Regions from separate parts of the Homo sapiens genome. Here region 1 is linked to region 2. A link is a contact called in ENCODE Hi-C or POLR2A ChIA-PET data. All regions are on one chromosome and are shown on one strand. The core of a region is the stretch at or near the end of the contact, and the rest is flanking DNA. Distances in the headings are between cores, read along the strand shown.

The links. A loop is a pair of places that touch in the nucleus more often than their neighbours do. ChIA-PET counts read pairs that join two places held with the same protein, here RNA polymerase II (POLR2A). Pooled maps may share reads with other maps.
Region 1: a pooled map shows a loop between it and region 2 (14-fold over the local background). The contact joins the promoter of CORO7 here to the promoter of HCFC1R1 in region 2. A Hi-C loop is called at or near these places in 1 of 37 single-sample maps with no recorded cell type and 7 of 50 pooled maps. POLR2A ChIA-PET finds 5 or more read pairs at or near these places in 2 of 52 experiments (Caco-2 and common myeloid progenitor, CD34-positive).

Annotation. Positions count from the first base shown.
Region 1 is chr16:4,414,783-4,421,032 of GRCh38, reverse strand. It overlaps CORO7 (coronin 7), which reads left to right and starts at 4,437. Exons shown (of 28, transcript NM_024535.5): 1 at 4,437-4,574. The coding sequence starts at 4,515. CORO7-PAM16 (CORO7-PAM16 readthrough) reads left to right here and starts at 4,437. Exons shown (of 31, transcript NM_001201479.2): 1 at 4,437-4,574. The coding sequence starts at 4,515. LOC124903635 (a long non-coding RNA gene) reads left to right here. Exons shown (of 3, transcript XR_007064963.1): 2 at 480-674; 3 at 4,072-4,308.
Region 2 is chr16:3,022,518-3,028,881 of GRCh38, reverse strand. It overlaps HCFC1R1 (host cell factor C1 regulator 1), which reads left to right and starts at 4,940. Exons shown (of 4, transcript NM_017885.4): 1 at 4,940-5,035; 2 at 5,352-5,408; 3 at 5,521-5,649; 4 at 5,884-6,257. The coding sequence starts at 4,941. The coding sequence ends at 6,019. THOC6 (THO complex subunit 6) reads right to left here and starts at 4,847. Exons shown (of 13, transcript NM_024339.5): 1 at 4,517-4,847; 2 at 3,059-3,174; 3 at 2,894-2,958; 4 at 2,716-2,819; 5 at 2,594-2,631; 6 at 2,469-2,517; 7 at 2,295-2,366; 8 at 2,101-2,203; 9 at 1,966-2,015; 10 at 1,809-1,871; 11 at 1,602-1,712; 12 at 1,382-1,516; 13 at 1,132-1,305. The coding sequence starts at 4,555. The coding sequence ends at 1,225. BICDL2 (BICD family like cargo adaptor 2) reads left to right here. Exons shown (of 10, transcript NM_001369667.1): 8 at 52-182; 9 at 414-534; 10 at 609-1,200. The coding sequence ends at 776. RefSeq lists silencers at 549-608, 4,905-5,104 and enhancers at 1,137-1,943, 4,525-4,834, 4,224-4,867, 4,868-5,512, 5,495-5,594.

The DNA.
Region 1 (6,250 bases), core at 3,188-5,687, 1.4 Mb before region 2:
CAGCAAGACTCTGTCTCAAAATAAAGCAAAACAAAAAATAGTAATGTCCTCAAAGGGTCATCTGAGTGACATAATCATGTAAAGGCTTCCTATAGTACTTGATGCGTAGCCATTGCTCAATCTGTGTTGGCCCCATGTGCCAGGCTGTACTAAGCACTGAGGATACTAAGAACTCAGACAGAGTTACTTACTCACGGGGAGCCCAAAACTTAGGAGAAATGGGGGTTGGGGGGATGCTGCTGGTTGAGAAGAACAACTTTCAAGTATAGAAGCTGAAAACAAGAGCCAAAAGGACTTCCATTTACTACCTCAGAGTGAGTTAGGAACTAGAGGAGAGCTCAGTAATATGAAAACTGTCACCGTTGTAACTTCCCCCCCTTTTTTTCTTTGTATTTTCGTTTATCCCCCATCTAGTTCCCCATAGTGATGAACAGTAAAAATCCTCCACGTTGAAATGGTGTGTGTGTTCTTGTTTTCAGGGATAGCAGGAAGGCTGATTGTTGGGGAGCCAGTATTTTCTATTATGAAGCAGAGAACTCTTAAGGAGTGGAGTGGATGATGGTAATTACCAAAAGAGAGGACAAAGTCCTTGGGATCTGCCACACAGAAGAAAGAAAAACATGGGAAAGACTCCCAGCTGAGAGCAGCCTGGGCCTATGCCTGGTCTCTTTTTGGTTAGACTTTATTATTATTTATTTTTGAGACAGTGTTTTGCTCTTGTTGTCCAGGCTGGAGTGCAATGGCACGATCTTGACTCACTGCAACCTCCACCTCCTGGGTTCAAGCGATTCTCCTGCCTCAGCCTCCTGAGTAGCTGGGATTACAGGCATGCACCACTGCACCCAGCTAATTTTGTATTTTTGGTACAGACGGGGTTTCGCCATGTTGGCCAGGCTGGTCTCGAACTCCTGACCTTAAGTGATCTGCCCGCCTCAGTCTCCCAAACTGCTGAGATTACAGGCATGAGCCACTGTTCCCTGGCTTTGTTTTCTATTTTGATATGAGCCCAACCCTATGAGGTAGGTAGCGGGAGGACTATTCCCATTTTTACAAACGGACACCACCCCGCCCACAAAGAAAAAAAACAACAATAAAATAAGCTCTGAAAGATGAAAAGACTTGTCCAAGGCCACACAGCTAGTAAGTGAGTGAATGAAGACCCAAGCCCAGGTCTTCTCACAACAAAACTGTGTGTTTTTCCTTTAAACCACGTGCCTATCAATCGTCATTGCGATCAGTATCTCCCAAGCATATGGCTCTTGGGAGTTTCTGAAGTACTTTCTCATGCTTATTTTCATTTGCTTTTCACAACAAAAGAGAGGCAGGGCAAGCATTTATTACTACCATGGGTACAAACTGCTGCCCTGCCTTTCAAGGACTTCTGCTGCAACTGGACACAAATGGATCCATCCCAGGCTTGTTGCCAAAGACTGCAGAAGCCACAAGCTACACCTATCCTCAGTGCCAGTCAGAATATGATCCCGTGTTCTCCAGGCAGAAGCTCAAAAATGTGAGCTTTAAGGAGAAACAGGCCGGGCACAGTGGCTCACGCTTGTAATCCTAGCACTTTGGGAGGCCGAGGTGGGCAGACAGCCTGAGCTCAGGAGTTTGAGACCAGCCTGGGCAACATGGCGAAATCCCATATCTACTAAAAATTCAAAAATTAGCCAGGCATGGTGGTATGCACCTGTAATCCCAGCTACTCGGGAGGCTGAGGTAGGAAAATCACTTTAATCCAGGAGACAGGTTATGGTGAGCTGAGATCACACCATTGCACTGCCTTGGCAACAGAGACTTTATCTCAAAAAAAAAAAAAAAAAAAAGGAGAAACAAATGTTACTTGCAAAGGGAACACAAAGTCGTAAGCGTTTCCCCCTCCACACTTTCATTTCACTAGACCAGCAATTCCACAGAGCACTTTCCCCATCTCCTGAGCTGTGGATATCTGTGAGAGCTGCGAAGGGGTTTAATGGTGCTCCCCGACAGTGCTGGGCTGAAGGCAATGGGAGACAAGACGGTCTCTGTGATTTCTTGCTGAAACCACTGATCATTTGAAGTATAATGGGACTGGCCAAGTTCATGGCTGCCAATGGCTGCAACTCTCCCATGTGAGCTCAGAGATCTTTTACAGAGGGCAGAAGAGCCTGAGCCCAGCTCTTCAGGGGCATGATTTGTCTTAAGTATAGCATTTTCTTTACTTCACACAGAGTATAGGACAATTCCAAGTGGGTGAGGAATGTGTGGTCCAGATGTTCTGGTCTGTGATGTCTGTAGCAGGTGCAGTTCCCTATGAAAGGGGATGATGAGCTGTGCCTCGGTCGCCTAGGATCCAGTGGGACCACTGTCCTGATGATTTTCTTTCTTTCTTTTTTTTTTTGAGACAAAATCTCGCTTTTGTCTCCCATACTGGAGTGCAATGGCATGATCTCGGCTCATTGCAACCTCCACCTCCCGGGTTCAAGTGATTCTCCTGCCACAGCCTCCCGAGTAGCTGGGATTACAGGCACCTGCCACCACGCCTTGTATTTTTAGTAGAGACGGGGTTTCACCATGGTGGCCAGGCTGGTCTTGAACTCCTGACCTCAGGTGATCCACCCACCTCGGCCTCCCAAAGTGCTGGGATTATAGGCGTGAGCCACCATGCCCAGCCACTTGATGATTTTCTTTTTTTTTCTTTTTTTTTTTTTTTTTGAGACAGAGTCTCGCCCTGTCACCCAAGCTGGAGTTCAATGGCACGATCTCGACTCACTGCAACCTCCGCCTCCCGGGTTCAAGCAGTTCTCTGCCTCAGCCTCCCAAGTAGCTGGGATTACAAGCACCCACCACCACGCCCAGCTAATTTTTATATTTTTAGGACAGACAGGGTTTCACCATCTTGGCCAGGCTGGTCTTGAACTCCTGACCTGGTGATCCACCCACCTTGGCCTCCCAAAGTGCTGGGATTACAGGCGTGAGCTACCGCGCCCGGCCAACCTGATGATTTTCTAAAAACCTTTTTGGACTGGGCGCAGTGGCTTATGCCTCTAATCCCAGCACTTTGGGAGGCTGAGGCAGGTGGATCACTTGAGGTCAGGAGTTTGAGACCAGCCTGGCCAACATGGCAAAATCCCATCTCTACTAAAAATACAAAAATTAGGAGTAGTGGCGCACACCTGTAATCCCAGCTGCTTGGGAGGCTGAAGCAGGAGAATCGCTTGAACTCAGGAGGTGGAGGTTGCAGTGAGCTGAGATGACACCACTGCACTCCAGCCTGGGCAACAGAGTGAGACTCTGTCTCAAAACAAACAAACAAAAAGCCTTTTCAATAAACCACAAGTGACTTTGGTTCACAGTAAATACACTTCTGCCCGAACTAAGATAAAATGTAAGCATTGCTTTTCAAACCTTAGAAATGCAAGAATCAGCTGGGTGCGTTGGCTCATTCCTATAATCCCCACACTTTGGCAGGCCAAGTTGGGAGGACTGCTTGAGTCTCGTTCGAGACCAGCCTGACCATCATGGTGAAACCCCGTCTCTTACTAAAAATAAAAAATTAGTTGGGCGCGGTGGCAGGCGCCTGTAATCCCAGCTATTCGGGAGGCTGAGGCAAGAGAATTGCTTGAACCCGCGAGGCAGAGGGTGCAGTGAGCTGAGATCGCGCCACTGCACTCCAGCCTGGGTGACAGGGACTCCGTGTCAAATAAATGAATAAATACTAAAGAAAAATTAAAAGCTATTATTATTATTATTTTTAGAGGCAGGGTCTCTTTCTGTCTCCCAGGCTGGAGTGCAGTGGCACGGTCACAGATAACTGCAGCCTCGACCTCTTGGGCTCAAGGGATACTCCTGCCTCAGTCTCCCAAAGTTCGGGATTACAGACCTGAGCCACCGCGCCTGGCCGGATGCAGAGCGCCTGGCCGGATGCAGAGGCTTTTGAGTAGGCCCGGTGGACAGGGATTTGCTTTAGACCTGGGCCCCTGTTCCCCCTCTGCCTCTTACCACTGGTGTGACCTGGGGACCGACAGTTTACACTCTCCTTTAGCCGGGGGTTTCCTGTCTCTGAAATGGAGCTAATTTCTCCCCTCTCTACAGGAAGAGGTAGATAGTGCTGGAAGGCGTGCTAGGTACACCGCAAAGACTCCACAGCAAATCCTGCACACAAAATCGCGAATGCTGCAGCCGAGACCCCACGCAAGCAAGCACCGCAGGAGACGTGGGCTGACAGCTGCGCCCCACGTGACCTCCCACCCGCGCCAGTCCGTCCCCTCGGTATCAGGGCGTGGCCTCGCGGGGCGGCCGTACCTGGATTGGCCGGGAGGCGGGACCGGTGGTGCGCGCGCGAAAGGAGAGGGGCTTGGGGGCGTGGCCCAGGGGGCCGGAGACGGCTGCGATTGGCAGTGGGGCGCGCCGGGGGCGTGACCGCGGCATTGGGTCCCGGGTGGGGCCGAGGCAGCGGGAGTCGCGGTTGCTCAGCGTGCACCTGAGACCCGACGCCCGGGGTCCTCGAAGACGCGTCCGCCGCCGTGCCCGTCGCCATGAACCGCTTCAGGGTGTCCAAGTTCCGGCACACCGAGGCTCGGCCGCCCCGCCGCGAGGTGAGTCCGGCCCGAGGACCGGGCGCTGTCGCCTCGGGCCCCGTCCGGCTGCCCCTCCCCCTGCCCGGACCCCACAGGGGTGCCCTCCAGGGCCGTCTGGAACCCCGAGACCTCCATCCCCGGGGAACCCCCCTTCAGGCCAGGGCCCCGGCGTCCGGGCCGTTTCGTCGCCGCCGGAGGGCAGAGTCCGGCACTCCCGTGACTCGCTCTGGCGCTCGGTGACCCTGGCGGTCTGCCCGCCTCGCCCACCTCGCCCCGGGACCCCCGAGGCGGCGCAGCCCTCCTAGCCGGGGCCCAGGCCTGCGAGGCCGCCTGCCTTCCCAGCTTCCGGTCGGCCTCGCCGGGAGCCGGGGCTCGGGGCGCTGCCGGCGCCTGGCTCCTCCTCCCTGCCGCCCCGGGTCGCCCCTGCCCCTGGCTGGGCTGTGGGGAGACGCCCCTCTCTCCTCTGGCCCCGGCGAGCCCAAGTGTGTCAGTGGTGGGGAGGGAGCCCCTCGGCCGCACGCGCCCCTCCCTCGGGTTTCCGCCGGTGCTTCCTCCTCTCGCCGCTGGCGCAAGCTCTTTCTTTATCTCGGTGATGCTGCCACGGCTGGGTGGGGCCTGGGGAAGCCTGAGCAGGTGGAGCCCCAAAGAATTGCTGAGCCAGGTGCCGGGAGACCCTTCGGACCCCCGAAACGGCAGGAGGACTGATGAGGGGTGCGCCTTGGAAACGATGTCAGCTCTGCTCTTCCGCTTTCCGTGTTATTTGTAAGGCCTGGGAGTGTCCTCCGATAACTGGGCCTAGGAGTTGACCTCAAGTGACCCCATCAGGGTCCCAGAGCAAGTCAGGGCAGTCTGGGTAGAGGTTCCGTTTTTGTAGTGTGGACTATATTTCCTCTGCTTCCACTTTATGCTGTGCTAAGCTGCTGGAGACATCCCGGTGAACACAACGGCATTTTCCTTCCCCTGTGGCACTTGTAGCCTCATGAGGGAGACAGCAAGCAGACAAACAAGAGCATTGGAGGTTTTCATAACGACATTGAAGAACACACATGAGGGACTGGGATGGAGAATGGAGGGGGCCAGTCTCAGTAGCGTGGTCAGGAAAGGCTGCCTGGAGTAGATGGCATTTTAGCTGAGGCCAGAAGGGTGAGAATTGAGAAAGAGCCTGGTGGAGAAATGGAAAGTGAGCATGAGTGGATGGAGGGGATGGCCGGAGCAGTATGGTGACAGATGAGTCCAGAGTGGTCCTGCAGAACCCAAGGGCCACCGGAAGAAGTTGGGTTTTATTCTGATTGCAGTGCAGAGCCATTGAAAAGTTAGGGGGAGGGGCTGGATACCATGACTCACGGTAATCCCAGTACTTTGGGTGGACTGCTTTGAGCTCAGGAGTTCGAGACCAGCCTGGGCAACATTGCGAAACCCCTCTGAACAACAAGTTAAAGAAAAAAAAATTAGCCAGGTGTGGTGACTCACTCCCGTGGTCCCAGCTACTTGGGAGGCTGAGGTTGGAGGATCTCTTGAGCCGAGGAAGTGGAGGTTGCAGTGAGCCGAGATTGTGCCACTACACACCAGCCTGGGCAATAGAGTGAGACACTGTCTCAAAAAAAGAAAAAAACAAACAAGAAAAGTTAGGAGGAGGTACCTAGGTTTGCATCAAGACAGCCGGTGGCTCTGAGTGCAGTTAAGTACTGCTTGGA
Region 2 (6,364 bases), core at 3,691-6,190:
AGGGAGGCCCATTGGCCCATCTGCCGCACGGCCCCCCTCCTCTGCTCACAGATCTCGCTGCAGCAGGCAGAGCTGCAGTCCCTGCGGGAAGAGCTGCAGAGGCAGAAGGAGCTGCGGGCGCAGGAAGACCCTGGGGAGGCCCTGCACAGTGCCCTCTCAGACCGGGACGAGGCCGTGAACAAGTAAGCCTCAAGCCATTGACCACCGCCCCAGCGCCCTCTGGGCCCTCCTGGGCTCCTGATTCCTCTTCTGATACGGGTTATAATGATCCCCACTCCCACCCAGGGGCCCCCTGACCTCCTTGATCTAGGTGTTTGCAGCCCTCCTCCCGCCCGGGTACAGAAGTCCCCCGCCACCCCGGCTCCCTGAGGCCCTAGCGCCCTCAAACGCGTCTTCTGCTCCTGCCCGCCTAGGGCCCTGGAGCTGTCCCTGCAGCTCAACCGCGTCTCGCTGGAGCGAGACTCCCTGTCTCGGGAGCTGCTGCGCGCCATCCGCCAGAAGGTGGCGCTCACGCAGGAGCTGGAGGCCTGGCAGGTGAGGGGCGGGGCCCGTGTGCGGGGCGGGGCAAGGGGCGGGACCGGCGCTGAGCCGACCACGGCCTCCCGCAGGACGACATGCAGGTGGTGATCGGGCAGCAGCTGCGCTCACAGCGCCAGAAGGAGCTGAGCGCCTCCGCGTCGTCGTCGACCCCGCGCCGTGCCGCGCCCCGCTTCTCGCTGCGCCTGGGCCCCGGGCCCGCCGGTGGCTTTCTCAGTAACCTCTTCCGAAGGACCTGACGGCTGGGCCCAGAGGGCTGCCCTTGCCCACTTAGGGGCTCACTTTCCTCTTCAGGCCAATGGAGCGACAGGGCCCAGATTGTCTTCCAAAAGAAGCTGATGCCCTCCCCGCCCCAGGATGCTGGGCAAGGGCTCATCGGGAGCAGGGGCTCATCCGGAGCAGGGGCCAGCTTTGTGGGGCAGGAGCTCCAGGTGGGTGGCAGGGGCAGGTGAACAGAGCTATTTTCCGAATTAATATACGTCTATCTTTTCTAGGGCAGGGATGGGGCTGGGTATTTATGTATCAAGATCGGACAGAGTAATATATAAATCACTCCACCGATTTGGCCCCCATTCATAGAAAGAAAGAGCATGGTAAAAAAGCCTGAAACTTTATTGTAAAAAAAAAAAAAAAAAGAAAATGAAAAACACTCTAAAACCCTGAGCTGGCTGGGGGTGTCGTCAGAGATCAGAAGGACAGGGAGAAGGCTCGGTAACCCAGGTTGGTGAAGACATCCACCCGGCAGCTGTTGCCTGCAGCTGTCAGGACCTGGAGGAAAGAGGGGCATGACTGGCCTGCCCACACCCCTGCCTCCCAGCCGCTCCGCGGCCCCTGCCGGACCCACCTTGCACTCAGGCGCGGCAGGCTGCTGGTTGAGGCTGAGGCTGAGCAGCCCTGGGGAGGAGCCAGGCACCTGGGCCTTCAGCTCCCCGCTCAGCTGCCACTGGTTGACGCAGCGGCCCTGGCCAGCTGACAGAATCTGCAGAGGACAGGGAAGGTGCTCAGGGGTCAGGACTGAAGGGAAGAGTCAGTGGGGGTGGCAGAAGTGAGACACAGGGCCTCACCAGGTCCTGGTAGAAGGTGACGTGCTTCTGTGGCGCCCGGATGGGGAAGATGGTGGTGGGTGTGGAGGATCGGAGGTGCCAGAGGGTGAGGGCTGGGCCCCCTCCACAGACCTGGACAGAAAGGTGGGAGTCCCCAGCTGTGAACCACAGGCCCACAGCTGACAGGGCCCGGAGCTGCCATCCCATCCCACAGTCTGCCCAGCTCACCATCCAGTCGGAATCAGTTGCCAAACATCCAATCCAGCGCCCATTGTGGGGCCTCGAGCACTCCTGGGATGGGGAGGGGAGGAGGGAAAGAGGTGAAGACCTGGAGAATTCAAGGAGTTGGGGGAGAAGAGGACAATGGCCACGGTCACACCCTCACCTCGTGCTTATAGACCTCGATCGTCTGGACCTCCTTGGCTGTGCGCAGGTCTGCGGGGAAAGAACTGTGAGTGGTGCCCCACTTGCCTCAGCCTCCTTCACTGCCATCTTGCCCTCCAACCAGCCACCTGCTTACCCCAAAGTCGAACAGCTCCATCCTCGCCACCTGACAGCACCTCTGGGCTCCTTTCCCGCAGTGCCAGGCAGTGGATGTAGTCTGTGTGGCCCCGGAGGACCCTCTGCATGTAGAGGGGCGATGTCAGGAGGAGACCTAGGAAGAGTGCCTCTCCCTGACCTAGACCTGCTCTAGGGCTCCAGGACCCTGCTCACCGTGAAAGTCCCAGTTTCAAGGTCCATAGTGTGCAACTGACAGTCTCCCCCAGCCAGGATGAGGGAATTCTCCTGTGGAGGAGCAGGATGAGGCAGAAAGTCAATGTCAAATCAGGATAGGCAGAGGGTGAAGGATCAAAGTTTGGACCAAGAACAGTCACATGGGGCTCAGACCTTGGGGACCAGCAGCAAAGCGTTGATCTCAGGCACTTCCAGGCTGGTCCTGGGGAAGGAAAGGCAAGGTCAGTGAGGAAGTGGCTTCACCCTGATGCACCCTCTATCCACGTGGCCCTGCTCACCTGTATGGAGGCTGACGACGCCACAGCTCCTTACAGCCCTTCAAAAGAGAAAATACCAGGTGACCTCAAAGGCTCTCTCTGGGTCCAGGCACCCCAGCCCTTTCCCAAGCTCGACTCCTTACCTTCTTGAGCATCTCCGCCCAAAGCCAGGCCTTCACCTCCCCATCCCCAGCACTAAGCAGATGTCGATCGGTGGAAACCATGCTATAGACGGGCCCATCATGGGCTAAAGAGAAATGCAGAACTGAGTGAGCCAATCCCACCCAAAGTCCTGAAGCCAGACTCCACAGGTATACCCACCTTGGAAAGTCACCACCGGCTTCTTACTTTCCTCTTTGGCTTCTGAGCTCAAAGCAGAGGACAAGCTGCAGGGACAGCGGAGGGGACCCAGGAGTCAGAAACGGGGGCATCCGTCCCATGAGGGCCAAGTGCCAGGGCTAATGGGTGGACAGCGGCAGAGGGTACCTGAAGATGGCAATCTGCCCGTAATTGTTGCCAGCCGCCAGAAACTTCCCACATGGTGAGACGCTCTGGGAGAAGATGGTCATATGGAGCCGCTGCAAGGCCTGGAACACCTCTGTCTGCAGGGAAAGACTGGATGAGGCCTGCCTGGGACGTATGAAACCTCCCATCCACAGATTCCTCCCTGCTTCCCCCAAAACCTGCCAGGCCTCCCACTGTCCTGACTTCTCAGCCTTCTTTTGAGGCGGCCCCGCCCCAAGCCAGCACCTGCCCATGCAGTCCCATGGGTGGCTCCAAGAAGACACTGAAGAAGGGGAGAGTTGAGGTGATGCCTCAGGGACCTCTGAGCAAGCACCCAGGCCTCTCCTGCCAGCTTCCTCAACTGACAAATGGAGCTCACAGAAGATTCCATCACAATTAGATGAGCTAGTGTATAGACAAGAGCTTTACATGGGGCTGTCACTCAGTGCTTAAGCCGGGTGTGGTGGTTCATGCCTGTAATCCAGCGCTCTGGGAGGCCAGGAGTTTGAGAGCAGCCTGGGCAACATAGTGAGACTCTGTCTCAAAAAAAATTTAAAAATGTGGGGCCGGGCGCAGTGGCTCACGCCTGTAATCCCAGCACTTTGGCAGGCCAAGGCAGGTGGACCACCTGAGGTCAGGAGTTCAAGACCAGCCTGACCAACATGGAGAAACCCTGTCTCTGCTAAAAATGCAAAATTAGCTGGGAGTGGTGGCGCATGCCTGTAATCTCAGCTACTCAGGAGGCTGAGGCAGGAGAATTGCTTGAATCTGGGAGGCGGAGGTTGCGGTGAACCCAGATGGAGCCACTGCACTCCAGCTTGGGCAACAAGAGTGAAATTCCATCTCAAAAAAAAAAAAAAAAAAAAAATTTGGCCGGGCGTGGTGGCTCACACCTGTAATCCTAGCACTTTGAGAAGCCAAGGCAGGCAGATTACCTGAGGTCAGGAGTTCGAGACCAGCCTGGTCAACATGGTGAAACCCTGTCTCTACTAAAAACACGAAAATTAGCTGGGCATGGTGGCACACGCCTATAGTCCCAGCTACTTGGAGGGCTGAGGCAGGAGAATCGCTTGAACCTGGGAGGCGGAGGTTGCAGTGAGCTGAGATCGCGCCACTGCACTCTAGCCTAGGTGACAGAGTGAGACTCTGTCTCAAAAAAAAAAAAAAAGTGCTTTGCAAGAACTAGAAAATTAAAAAAAAAAAAAAAGTACCTCTACTACCCCAACATAGAAAAACGTACTGATTTATAATTCCTACTCTCTGACTTGCGTTAAGCCCCTGAAGCACTTCTGGGTTACTATCCCGCCCCCCTGGTCAGAGTCTGAGTCCCACAAATAGCCCAGGCAAAACAGGGCTCAGGGCACGATTCCCTGCCCGCCCCGTCCCAGCCATGCGTGAACTACAAACCCCAGAAGGCAACGCGCACCACGTCCGTCTCACCTGACCCAGAGGCACCGCGAGCGGCACAGCTCGCTCCATCTCCAGAACTACAAGTCCCAGAGTGCTCCGCGCGCGACGCAACCTCACGAGGCCTTACGTGCCTAGAGCGGTTCCTCTCCGTGGCGCCCTACCGCCTTCGGCGCGAAGGTGGCTGGTGCGTACCGTCCCGAACCCTAGGAGCCGAGGTGAGCGCCGCGAAGACCCCCGACATTAAGAAGTGGTGTCCACCGCAGCCCCCTTAAGCCGGATACCCTCCCCCACCCCGAGGAGCAAGCCTGCCTTCCGCCACGCGCCGCCCGTCTTCCGCGCCCGCGCAGAACCTCGCGGCTGTGCCCGCCTAAAGCCACGCCCATCCTCTCTTGGCCACGCCCTCAGAGACTCCTCCCCTGTCGCCCAGATCCCACCCGCAGGACCCCAAAACCCAATGATCCTGCAGCAGCCCTTGCAGCGAGGCCCCCAGGGAGGGGCCCAGCGCCTCCCGCGGGCCGCCTTGGGGGTGACTTGGGGCCTGGACGCCAGGTGCGTGTAGGGGACCAGGGTGGGCCTGACCAAGGGCCGCAGGAGCTTTGGCTGGGTGCTCAGGACTGGTCTGCAGGATGAATACGGGGTGGGGCGAATCGGCGGGGCTTAGGCGTGAGCTGAGATGGGACTGGGGCTGCGGCTGAGGGTCGAGACTTCCGAGGTACCCTGCTGGATGGTCCAGGAGAGCGGGGACCGGCACCAGCTGAGACAGGAATGGGCTTGGGGCTCCTGGCTGATGCTGCAGGCTTAGGCGGGCAGATCCTTGGGAAGGGGCCAAGAGGGTGGGGTGCACCAGGCTCTCTTTTTTTCCCAGCTCCCCTCTCCGAGGAGCTGTGCCCATGAGCACCAAGCGGCGCCTGGAGGAGGAGCAGTGAGTTTGGGGGCAGGGAGGGACTCCCAACAAGATCTCTGTCACCTCTGGTCCCCAACAGGCTGCCTCCTGTGTCAGTATCCCAGCCTGCCTCTCTGCCATCTCTCCCCAGGGAGCCTCTGCGCAAGCAGTTTCTGTCTGAGGAGAACATGGCCACCCACTTCTCTCAACTCAGCCTGCACAATGACCACCCCTACTGCAGCCCCCCCATGACCTTCTCCCCAGCCCTGCCCCCACTCAGGTAGGTTCCTCCACTGGCCAGGCCTTCTGCAGAATCACAGGCGGTCCTCACAGCTGACCTCAGGCCCTGCCTCATCGTGCCATTTTTAGCTCTAGCTGACCTCTGGGTTGTTTCCCATCTTGGCTCTTTGGAAAGTGCTGGGAACCCAGGAGCCCCTGGGGACCTGGACCTGGTGGGAGGTGCTCAGCTAGGCCAGCCTCAGCTCCATGCCCTGACAGTCATTTCCTCTTCTAGGAGCCCTTGCTCTGAGCTGCTTCTCTGGCGCTATCCTGGCAGCCTCATCCCTGAGGCCCTCCGTCTGCTGAGGCTGGGGGACACCCCCAGTCCCCCCTACCCTGCAACCCCAGCTGGGGACATAATGGAGCTCTGAGTGCTGGTGGACAGTGCCCCTCCCACCTTCCTTCTTCCCCACAACAGAAGAGACCAGCGACTCCCGCAAAGGGACAAGGTTCCTCCCTCTCCTGCAGAGTAGGCATCTGGGCACCAAGACCTTCCCTCAACAGAGGACACTGAGCCCAACGGAGTTCTGGGATGGGAGGGGTGGGAGCATGGGAAGGGAGGCATCCCACCCCCAAGAAGAACTGAATAAAGATTGCTGAGCAAAGGAAGGCTTCAGTCTGGAACCTGGGGCTTTTGGGGATGGTGGAGAGGGCAGAGGCGCGGGATGCTGGGGTTTCTCCTCAAGATCTTCCCTGGAAAACTGTTAGGGCCAGCC